Regions from separate parts of the Mus musculus genome. Here region 1 is linked to region 2. The links are chromatin contacts, found by Hi-C or POLR2A ChIA-PET in ENCODE. All regions are on one chromosome and are shown on one strand. The core of a region is the stretch at or near the end of the contact, and the rest is flanking DNA. Distances in the headings are between cores, read along the strand shown. Region 1 overlaps Ift81 (intraflagellar transport 81). Region 2 holds the start of Atp2a2 (ATPase, Ca++ transporting, cardiac muscle, slow twitch 2).

Region 1 (5,650 bases), core at 1,359-3,858, 45 kb after region 2:
CTTTTCTTCCTTTTGATTTCTGCATTGGTTCCTTAGAGCTCTTAAACCCCAAAAGGATAGCAGTGCCCTCCACCCAACCTAAGTCACAAAGTGAGTGTCTGGAAGTCCAGTGGAGTTCTGCTCTCTGTAATACATGTTGATATCTTGAAATAGTGCAGTTTTCAGGCAATCTGGGATAGTTCTGCTTATTGGCTAAACAAGCACTGTAAGCCATTTCTATTGTGGGCCCCGTTGCTTGTATTGATACCCAGACTTCATGCTTTTCTCCCACGCATGTCACCTCCAGCTCAGTCAGTCCCCACCTCGTTAAGGAAGCCCCCTTGGCTTTTTTCATTTTCTGGTGTTCTTTAGATCCCTGGTTTTTGATCTTTTCACGTCTTCAGTTTGCCACCTCTCCACCCACTTTTATCTCATCATTGCCCAGGCTGGAATTGAACTCCTGAGCTTTGGGCCCCCTTGTCTTGCTTCAGCTCCCAAGAAGCAGGACAGTACGCATAAACCACTGTGCCGGATCCAGATACTTGGGGGTTTTGTGCTTGTTTGTTTTGTTTCTATGATTTAGTTAGGGAAACTGAGAAAGAGCTCTCCAGAGTGGGAGGGGCTTAGGGAGGAATATTCTAGATGCCTGTTTTGAATGAACTTCCACAGCACCAGCATATTTAACACCTGGCTATAAGGTCTGGATGTTTACTGATGCTCAACGTATTTTAGGTCTGTTTAATCCTGCAGACACACCTTTTAGTCTCCTGTGCCTTTTCCTACAGTCTAGCTCAGAGGCCCCCTGGTGGGTCCTTGAGGCCAAAGGCAGTACCAAACCATCCTTCTTATTGTATGCCGTTTTCTCTATACATTCACACATATGATAAATTTTAATTTAATGACAGTAAGAATAAAATATGACTTAAAATCAGATACTATGATAAAAGCTAGTTCAAGTTTATGAATTATTAGGATGTTTTTCATTGATAAGTTTTGGAGTACAGCTGACCAAATGCAATTGAAGCATCAAAAAGCAGATCTGTGGGTCAGGAGGGACTGGTGTACAGAACACAGGAGCTTAGCACATACTGGTGCTCCGTTCTCTCACAAGGCAAGGCAACCCGGCCACACACTGAGATCTCTCATCATTTCCTGAACATGCCATACATATCCTTAAGTGAATTTTAAACTTAGTTATGGGTGTGCTCTTGTGTTTGTATGTATGTGTGTCCGTGTTCCTGCATGTTTGTATGTGGACTGTGTGTGTGTGGTGCTCCAGGAGAAGAGAAAAAGGATATCAGTTGCTATGATGCTGGAGGTAGTTGTAAGCCTCCACGCGGGTGGTGGGAACCCGAGCCAGGCCCTCTGTAAGAGCAGCCAGTGCTCTTAACTGCAGAGCATCTCTCCAGGACTTAAATGTATAGCTTCCATTTTTTTCCAAAAAACTTTCATCAGATTTCCATAAAATCTTAACACAGTCTTGCAAATCTAGACATGCCTCAACTCTTTTTAAAATTATTCCTCAAACCATTCAAAATATATAGCATTACTTTTCTATGTAGAGTCTGTGTGTTTGGAAAATTCTGTTTATTGTGTATACAACTTTCATTTCCGTAAGGGTTTGAAGGGCCATCTCAGATCACCTGGCTTGGTGGCAAGTCTTTACCTGCTCAGCCACCACGCCTGTCTGGCTATGAGGTTTTTAGAGCAAAAATGAGGTCGTGTAGACTTTACATTTTGTAACTTAGTAAAGAGTCACACACAGAAGATAATACTTATAGATAAGTAAATATTCTCCAGTTCAGAAAGAAGCTGTGTCTCGGCACTTAAAAAAAAAATGGCAAGAGATGTTTATAAAGTAGTAAAAATAATTTTGATTGAATAAATGTAATAAGCATATCTTATAGTCTCGCTTATTATGTTTTGTTTTGTTTGTTTGTTTGTTTGTATTTAAAAAATTACAGATGGTTGTGAACCACCAGATGGGTGTTGGGAATTGAACCCAGGTCCTCTGCAAGAGCAGCCAGTCCTTTTAACCACTGAGCCATCTCTCCGGGCCCCAGATCCATTCTTTAACAAGGTCCTCTAAGTTTATGTTACCAAAAAGAATTTAATGCATGCAATAGTTCAGAGACAGACACCAACTGTTTACAAATAAGTACTGCTTACAACAGACTCTGCACCAAGGCAGCAACTAAGAGCATACATCTTGGATGCAGGCTCTGCCACAGTCATCACCTGGGTCATAGTGTGAAGTCTACCTGGCCTGCCTCATTGTGAGCATCACCTTGCTTCCCCACAGAAACTTCTGGGACTATGCCTGGCACATGCCTGGCACTCAGCAACGGTTCATGCCCTTTCTTCTTTATCATGACTGCAGAGCTCTGGGAGATAGTATCTGCTAATTTGTTGCTTTGTTTAATGAATGCTTTAGTTAAGTCCATCCTTGGATACCACAGTACTGTGCCTGAGCCTCTTTAAGGAGGGAGCTGCATTGCTCTTCAGAGCAGGAAGGCAATCTGCTGCAAGAGCAGCAGCAGACCGGCTTTGCGGTGGCTGGCAGGGCTCCCTCAGAGGTCCCTCCAACAAAGGAAGATGCAGGTGAGTCATTCAAGCACCAGAGCCTGCTGTTCTCTGCTGATCTCAAAGCTACCCACCAAAGTGCTACACTAAACAGCAACTCACAGGGACCGACTGTCACACCCGGAACTCAAGTGGAAACTTAAGACCTCACTGGGAAGCAGGAATTCTTCATTTCCCCGCATATTCTGAATTGTGAATTTCCATAGCAGCAAACCTTAGCTTAGTGACGCAAGGCTTCTGGTTCTAGAAAGGAAATTGTGCAATGACCAGTGACCAGGAAAGTACTCCCAGTTTGCCAAAAGAGGGAGCTTGGGAGCAGAAAGCACGTGTTTGTCCAGGCCTCTCAAAAAACAAAACAAAACAAAAAAAACCCCAAAAAACTACTTATTTGGACTCTGGGTTTTTTTTTTATATAATTATTATTATTTCTTTTGCAAGGACTGGGTAAGAATAAGCCATATTCTTGCCCAGTGAACTTGCTTTGTTTTTTAAAGAAGACGGTCTTAAGACAGAAGAGTCAAACATCAAAACACACAGAGCACCTTTAATGATCCATCTCTACCCTCCCCAGACGAAACAGTCACCACATGCCTAGCTGCCACCGCAAACAACTCTAATTAGACTGCCCTCGTTTAGGGGAGACGGAGGGAGGCCTCGGTCAGCATGAGGACAGAGGTAATTACACTGGTGACAAAGGTGCAGCTCTGTCTCTTTCCTGGCTGCTGGAGACTGTCTGAAGACAGTGCACTACACATGCTTCACACCTCCCACACCACAACAGGGCCCAACTGTGGGCAAGCAGGTTATGGGAAGGCCAAGCATCCAAGTGGGCACCCATTACCTGCTCCCAGAGGCAAACCCCTTTCTGCCAAGCCAGAGGCATGATGTAAGCACCTAGAACTCTTTGTGGGAACAAACCTGTTATTCACCAGCGCTGGGCGAGGACCTGTGTGAGATGAGGTTTCTCTGAGAAACACAGTTATTTTTTAATATAAACTTTGCCTCTGTGAAGACAGATTTTTCTGTGTTACTCATGATGCACCCCCCCCCCCAAATTCAGATCCAAGAATCCTGCCAATTTACACATTTTTAGTTTGAGTGCATATATAGCCTCTTATTTTACTCAAATTATTTTTAAAAATGCTTGTTATCATCTTAGCATTAAAAACTTAAGAAATACACTTGGAAAGTGCATAGACCTTAAAATTTTCCAAAAAAAAAGTATAAATGTCATGCATGCTAAGAATTCAGCAGAATGACAAACATCAATTAAAAACAAGTGTGACTCAATGGCTTGTTTTAGAATTGCTGCCTGCTGAATTAAAAAGCAAGGCAGCAGCCAGCAGCAGCCTGAGGGAAAGCTAGCCGGTTCACAGTCTCTGGGTCCTTTCCCTTCACTCTCCAGTGTTCTGAGGTCTTCTAGCTTGCTCCCCAGCACTGCAAAGTGTGACCTTGAATTCAGCCAATTGTAACAGGAAGTACATCCGACTTCTAGATTCTTCTTAAAGGGCATATTTACAGGATTATTTCCTGAACCAATAGTGAGCAAGAGGGCGTTGCCACTGACAGTCAAAGTCCTCACAACAGCTAGCAGCCCAAGCCCCAGAGAAGGAAAGCTGACTGCAGAGGCAGATTCGCAGGCGACATTTTTCTCTTTTATTTGGGCCATCATGTGAAAGACACAATTATTTTCTAAAATGATTAAGTGCGCTCATCAATTAGCCGGTTAGCATATTAACCTTGAAAGAAAATAATGGAGCAAGCTCTTCTTTACTAAGTACAAGCTGTCAAAAACTGTCAGGGTTAGTCAAAGCTTCTTAATGTTCCAATCAAGTCATGGGCGAGTGGAAGGAAAGTCTGCATGAAACCCATTAAGCTGCGTTACTAAGTGTCCAATGTTATGTAAAAGCTATAAATAACTTGTTCTTTTAGAGGTTTTTCCAATTTGCTTTTCTTGAAGTGATAAGGATGTTCTGCTTTGCCTTGGTGTGTAATCCACACTCTTGCTCTGTGCAAGTGAAGGTGGAATGTGAGAATCAATCAGAATCTGAAGTGGGCCTGGGGCTGCCCTTCTCAATTCCAGAACTTAAGAAGAGAATGACGGAGTATGGAGCTAAAAAACAGATTAGCTTCTAGGTATAACGACCTTGTGAGGTTTCCTCTGGGGAGTAAAGTGCCTTTTTGAAATGCCATCTAGTCTTTCAAGTATTTGTTACAGAATTCACATTCTGGCTAATGGAGCATTTTATACTACTAAAAACATGCCAAGCCTACAGCTGATCTGACAGGAGCATAATCTACCTTGGTGTCCAAAAATGATTACTGAATTAAGAAGGGTTTCTTTCCATACACTAACACACAGCCTTTCCTCTTGGAGCTTCCCATCTACCAAAGGGCGGAAGGACAATGCTGGGAGTTGACACTGCCCAGATAAGAGGGCAACCAAACTGAGGACCAGAGTCAGCCACAGACACAGAATGCTCATCCTCTCCTTCCTCCCCTCCCGCCTCCTCTCTGTGTGTGTGTGTGTGTGTGTGTGTGTGTGTGTGTGTGTGTGCATGTGTGTGCACGCCTGTGTGTGTGTACACGGATGTGTGGAGAGCAGAGGTGGACGCTGAGATTCTGATTACTAACAAAAAAGCTTTCAAACAAATATTAAGAGTAGATTAAACTTGGGAGAAAGAGATCCATGTCTGTATATTTTACACAACACAAATTTTCATTACATTTTTTTCAAGGGTAGTTAAAAAGAACTAGCCTACAAAGGACATACTAACAATTTAAAATCTGGGTTTTTGACTCTAAAGACATTTTGAAACACAGACTGAAGCAAAAATGAAGTAAAAAGAGAACATACAAGTTTAATATCTTTCTTTAATGAAAACCAAAGAAATCTGTAAGTATGTAGTCCACATGGAACAGAGGCTGGGAGCACATGAGAGTCTTAATTTCACTAGGAATCCTGTGTTAGCTTTCCAGCCTATGTTGCATGTATATTTTATGACAATTTTTATATTTATAATAACAGTCCTCAGGACAATGCAAGTATTGTATTATGAAGTCCACATTTGATGAAAATGAGTGAGAA
Region 2 (5,750 bases), core at 2,999-5,498:
TTAATCCCAGCACTTGGGAAGCAGAGGAAGTCAGTCTGGTCTACAGAGTGAGTTCAAGGACAACCAAGACTACACAGAGAAACCCTGTCTCAAAAAACAAACACAAAATCAAAACAAAACAAAAGGGACTGAAAGATGGCTAGGCAGGCAGTATTTACTATATGTTTAAGCCCCCGAGTTTAAACCTCAGGTACTTGCATAAAGGCCAGCAAGCCATGGCAGTCTGGCTGTAATTGCAGCATTCAGGAGGCAGAGGCAAGCTGGCTACCTAAACTAGCTGAATCAGCGAGCTCTGGGTTTAATCCAGCAACCCTGCCTCAGTATTTTAGATGAGAATTATTAAGCAAGGCACCTGATGTCAACTTCTGGCCTCTGCACACACATTCACACACAAGTACACCACATACCTGAACAAGTACACCCATACATTGCACATACATATTATATAGGCAGTAACAGAAATAAAAAGAAAATAAGGAAAGAACAGACAAGTACCATATAGCACTACCAACCCTCCATGAAGACCATCAGGAAAACCCATCTTTTAGAGCACAATTTTTCTCTTTTCCATCTTTGTAGCTTTTAAGAGCAGTCTTATTCCAGCCCAGGCTGCACGGGTGCCTCGCCTTCCTGAACTACTTCTTTTGAAGTTAAGCAACCTTGGAGTTTATCTTTAAAGGTTTTAATACAGATTTAAGCATGGACGCTAGAAGTCAGGGGTGGTATAGGCTTCAGAGCAACCTCTCAAGAGTCTCTTAATCTACCCACAATCTTGATCAAATAAACCAAAGCAAATGAAATGAATTCTAGAAAAAGCACTTCCTAAACACTTATTCTTTTCCATTTAACAACTCATATCATAAAAATGTAGCAGTTCATTTCCTGAACAAGAATTCCAAGTAGTTATTGAAAATGAACTTATATTTCAACTACCAACAGGCAATGTCTTCTCTATCACAAAAACTGTTAAGCACTTCAAATTTGAAAATTAGAATAAATTCCTAATTACTCCAAAGTAAAATTTATCTATAATCATTAATTCTGCTTGATAAAAAGTCAAACTGTCCACAAACAATTTGAAACCTTCTGAAATCCAATAGAAAATAACTTGGCACATATTTCACTTGTTCACTTCACATGTTCACTTGGCACATTTCTAAAACTGCTTCAAATAATATGAAAGGGACCAGTAAGAATGCATTTTGCCTACAGCTTGTATATATCATCTAGTTAATTTCTAATTCTAAGTCCTTGATGGCCTTAGTGAATGGCACCATTTAATGCGAAAGCAGAGACTTCCAGAATGATGTAGCCTGCATAAATACAAACCTTAAACAACCCCCACATATATAACTTATTTTAGCACATGGCAACACGCTCAAACTATAATCAACTCCATTTATCTTGTTTACAAATGAAACAACCACCTATTGGACAAAATTTTTAAAAATTAATCACAAAAAGATATTATATATAAGAAGTACAGAGTAAATAACTCAGCAGTATGCTGAATGGTCTCCTATGGGAATCTAATAAATTTTATTCAGTGAAAACCACAGGTGAAATTCTTACGAAATGAGCTAGCGAGTAAGGGGTACACAACACGTAGATGACAAACCAAAGTTTCAGGAGAAAATTCATGTATACAACTGCTCCTAAAAGTCCCCTTTGCTGCCAATTAACTATTATTTTAAAAATAGCTAAAAAATTAATCTTTCCTTTACCTGAATTCAGTAAGTTCTCTAAACAATCCTCTAAGCTAATGTTTTCATAGAGGCCATGACCACAGAACCCCTGGGTCAGACTTAAACGTGTGAATACATAATTGAAACCATACAGTTATCAGTTTTGTGAAACCTAAGACAAGTACTGTATGATTTTTCACTTCCTATCACAGTATAAGAATACAATGTTCTAAGAATAAAAATTGGCGTGTGTTATGAAGATTAAGAACATCTGCATACCATTATCACCATTTAAAAGAAACTATAAGGTCCACTGCCCAGGAAAAAAAAATCCTGGAGTAAAATGTTAATAACCTAGAACTACCCTTGCCGTCCCCATTAGCTTTTCTTAGGCAGGTCTCTCTCTGCATTTCTCTAGTTTCTTAGCAACCACACTGGCTCAAGCACATACAGAACAAGAAAGAAAGAAAGAAAAAAAAACAAACAAAAACCCCACCTTCACCTTTATTCCCTCTTTAATATTTAGAACCAAGAATACTGAACTTTGCTCTCTTACTCTAGGAATCACTCAAGACAGGGGTCCAGGTTAGATGCCACCCTAGAGGTCAGTGACCAAATTTGGTCAACAGTGGTGCCATCACTGCCGTCATCATTCTTGTCACTGTCAGGAACAACTGTCACCTTGCCACCACCAGGAAGGCAAAGCAACTGGAATATTCCTTTTGTACGATCTATTTACAGAGTGCCCAACATCATCGTAGTGTGATCTTACAACATGATAACAAATGGAAGAACCCCAACAGAAAAGGACTTAGAGTGAGGAACTTTCTGATACTAAAAACTGGTGAGACACAAGAATTCCAGAGACCCTGCGCAGTCAGGGGTCACCTCTCACTGCACTGTAACCTAAGCAAAACAGCTTCTATCATTTTCCCCCCTCTAATTCTTGAGTTATTTTGTTTGTTTGTTTTTAAACACGGAAACTCAATGGTAATTATTTATTTTCTGGTGTCCCAACGAAATTCTTTCAACTTTTATGGGGAGACAAAATAATTTTTTAAATACTTACGAAAGATATACATGCTGCCAGCAGTAAAATTCTAACTAGTAAGTCTTCAAACTGCTCAATCACAAGTTCCAGCAAGGTTTTTCCTGTTAGAAAAGGAAAGGAAAAAAAAAAAAAAAAAAAACAAACCATTTGTTTCAATTGTCCACATCAATCAGCCTGCACACATCATCTCTCCAAAATAACATGTTAATATTATTTACCTTCTTCAGCCGGCAATTCTAGAAGGCCGAAATTCGACAGCAACGTGTCAGGAGGAAAGCAGAAAGAAAAATGAAGATATTGTATTAGCGCTTTTATTAAAAACTGCTAAATTCACCACCATCGTTGTCTGAATGGCGGATATAGGTGTATGAACGTACAACAATCTGTCTCCACTTTGATACCCCGAGAAAATTATTCAGCCCTGGTAATCAGTGGCCTCGGAACTGCCCGTAAGCCCTCTCCGGCCTCCAGGACCATGCAGTCATTTCAGCTGGGTCATCACTTCTGCCAGATGTGCAACTTTGGGGAGCACAAGAAACGGTCCGAGGGTTTCTCAACAACATCGACGCCTCATAAATCCGCGGGGGACTCAGCCCAGCCGCAGGAACCTCCTCCCTCCTTCCCACTCCCTCTCCCCCCCCCCCAATCCGACTCGCTGAGCGCCGGCCGGGAAGGTCACCGGCTCGAGACCCCTAGAGGTCGGCGATGGCCCAGACCCGCGCGTGGACCGCCCGGCCTCTCGCAGCCGTCGGGCGCCGCGCCGAGCCAAGCCCCACGAGGTGGAGCCGGGTCAGCCATCTTCCTTGGCGCTCGGGCCCGCGCCGCGCCGCTGCAGCCCCGGCGCCCCGCACCTACCGTTGGAGCCCCATCTCTCCTTGAGCTTCTTGACCTGCTCCAAGCTCAGCCCCGTGCTCTCGTTGACCCCGAAGTGGCCCAGCACCTCCTCCACGGTCTTTGTGTGAGCGTTCTCCATGGCTGCGGGGGCCCCGGCCGGCCTCGCCTCGCGTCCCCGCGGCCTCCTCGCCTACCGCCTCGCACTCCGGCCGCGGGCTCGTGCCACCGCGGGCGCCCGGGCGCGGACAGCTGTCCCCTCCTTTTTCTTCTCCTCCTCCTCCTCCGCGGCGGCGGCGGCCGCTTCCGCCTGACCGGGGCGCTGAATCACCCGAGCCCCCTCCCCCAGAAACCGCCGCACGCGGCCCGGCCTCGCCGAGCCCGCCCGAGGGACTGCGAGCCTCCCGCCCCGCCGCGAGTGTGGGTCGCTTCAGCAGCTGCCAGCCGGCCGCGGGCAGCGCAGGCCCCGGGCGCTGCGCCGAGGAGACGGGGCGCAGATGAGGAGCGGCGCCGGGCCGAGCCCTCGGCGCCGGGAACCGCGAGGCAGGCGACGGGAGAGGAGCTGCGCGGCGCGCCGGCCCGAGCCCCTCAGCTCTGCACCCCCGACAGCGGCGGCGGAGGGAACTGCGGCGGAGGAGACGGGAGGTGGCGGCGTCGGGGACGGCTCCGCGGAGGCTGCTCTAATAGCATTTATCCGCCGCTGCCTCCCCTCTCGCCGCCGCCGCGGCATGTGGACGCCGCTCATTGGCCGAGAGAGCCCCCAGCGCGGCGCGGGCGGCGCGGCCCCGCCCCCTCCTCCGGCGCCCTCCCGCGCGCGCGCACCGCGCGCCCACGCCGCCAGCAGGCCCCGCCTCCTCCCGCGCGCCGCCCCCCAGGAACCCGGATCGAGGCCGCGCGCGGCGCCTGTGCGCGCGCACGGGGCCAGGGCCACCTCTGCGTCCACGCTGTGCTCGATGCGCTGCGGCCACCGGCGCGGGCGGAGGGTGAGCCTGACTTTTCCGGGGCCACGGCTTTTCCCGTATCGACCGCGCGCGGGGATAGAGCGCGGAGTTCACGGGTGGGCGCTCTGTGCTGGTTGCCCTGCCGCTGAGGTTGGGGACTGGCTGGGACCGCGCATTGGCAGGGAGGCTCGGGAACGCAGGGGGGCCGAGGCGCGCTCGCACTGGTGTCCTTGGCTTGCCTCCGCGTCCTGGGCAGCGCGAGCCGTGCTCTGCATCCTAATGTCTCCTTCAGAGCCCCCCTCAGCAACCAAGGGGAGGAATTCCGCAGTTCCCTTCCCACACAGCCAAAAGCGCTCATCTGTCGCCTCGGGAACACCGCATCCCACACCCCCAGCCGAAAGCCTCATCTCCATCGCACGCCAACACCAGCCCTTCCTTCCCCTGCGGGTTCTGTGCCCCGACAGGGAATCCCACTCTTGGGGGAGGAAGGAGGAAGTTTTATTTCGTTTTTAGTAGCTCACACAGCCTTTGACACACGTCTGCATAGAAGTCACAGGTTATGCTGTAGCAGCTATGCTAGGTGGCTTGGCTTTGGCTTCCAAATGATGGCTGCTATATAAGACTTCCACTTCCCCCAATGCGAGAGAAGGAGCCTTCAATCCCAAATCTATTCTTAAACCACAGATCATCTGTTGTTTCTGTGAGGTCTGTACAGAGCCTAGCATGCAAGGTAATTTTGCCAATATAAAGAGGCTATACGGAGCCCGCCTGTGATCCCACGAACAGAAGTGGAAGCCACGGGATCAAGAGTTCAAGGTCATGGACAGACACTGAAGGAGTTTAGGAGCAGTCTTCCACGTTGGACCTTGTCTAAAACATACAAAATAAATTTAAAAAGCAGAGGAATGTGGGAAGCCATACTTAACAGGGAGGAGGCCCTTTGCATTGAATTTGCAAATATCTTCACAAAATGCGGCTTCATGAAGGGCATAGATTGCAAAATAAAGCATTTCATCTTCTTGAGTGTTTAGCAACGCCACCCCCCCCCCCCAATCACTTGAGACGTCCCACAAGGCTCCGCCTCAAGACTTAAGATAGATTCCTTCAGCAGATGCAAATCATGGTGCTTTACCCGACTGAAAAAAAAAATCAAGTACGTCACTTCATTTAATTATTTCCAAGGAGTGGAGGCTGGCACGCAGTTCTGATTGATACTTGGAACAGGACCAACAGAACCCTACA

Evidence for each region. Hi-C counts contacts between places; a loop is a spot of excess contacts on that map. ChIA-PET counts read pairs that join two places held with the same protein, here RNA polymerase II (POLR2A).
Region 1: a map of heart shows a loop between it and region 2 (4-fold over the local background). The contact joins the enhancer-like site here to the promoter of Atp2a2 in region 2. A Hi-C loop is called at or near these places in 9 of 37 maps with a recorded cell type or tissue (gastrocnemius, heart and left cerebral cortex). POLR2A ChIA-PET finds 5 or more read pairs at or near these places in 4 of 5 experiments (Patski and embryonic stem cell).

What each region holds. Positions count from the first base shown.
Region 1 is chr5:122,544,788-122,550,437 of GRCm38, forward strand. It overlaps Ift81 (intraflagellar transport 81), which reads right to left. Exons shown (of 19, transcript NM_009879.4): 19 at 5,417-5,650. Among named protein-coding and RNA genes, the nearest start is that of 1700040P09Rik, 34 kb to the left of the region's middle. Within about 2 kb of position 2,609, at least 1 of the 3 ENCODE cell types and tissues checked has a DNase peak (open chromatin) inside an H3K27ac peak, as active enhancers do; it is heart, where a contact is called at or near this core.
Region 2 is chr5:122,497,977-122,503,726 of GRCm38, forward strand. It overlaps Atp2a2 (ATPase, Ca++ transporting, cardiac muscle, slow twitch 2), which reads right to left and starts at 4,249. Exons shown (of 20, transcript NM_001110140.3): 1 at 3,592-4,249; 2 at 2,955-2,972; 3 at 2,755-2,837. The coding sequence starts at 3,709.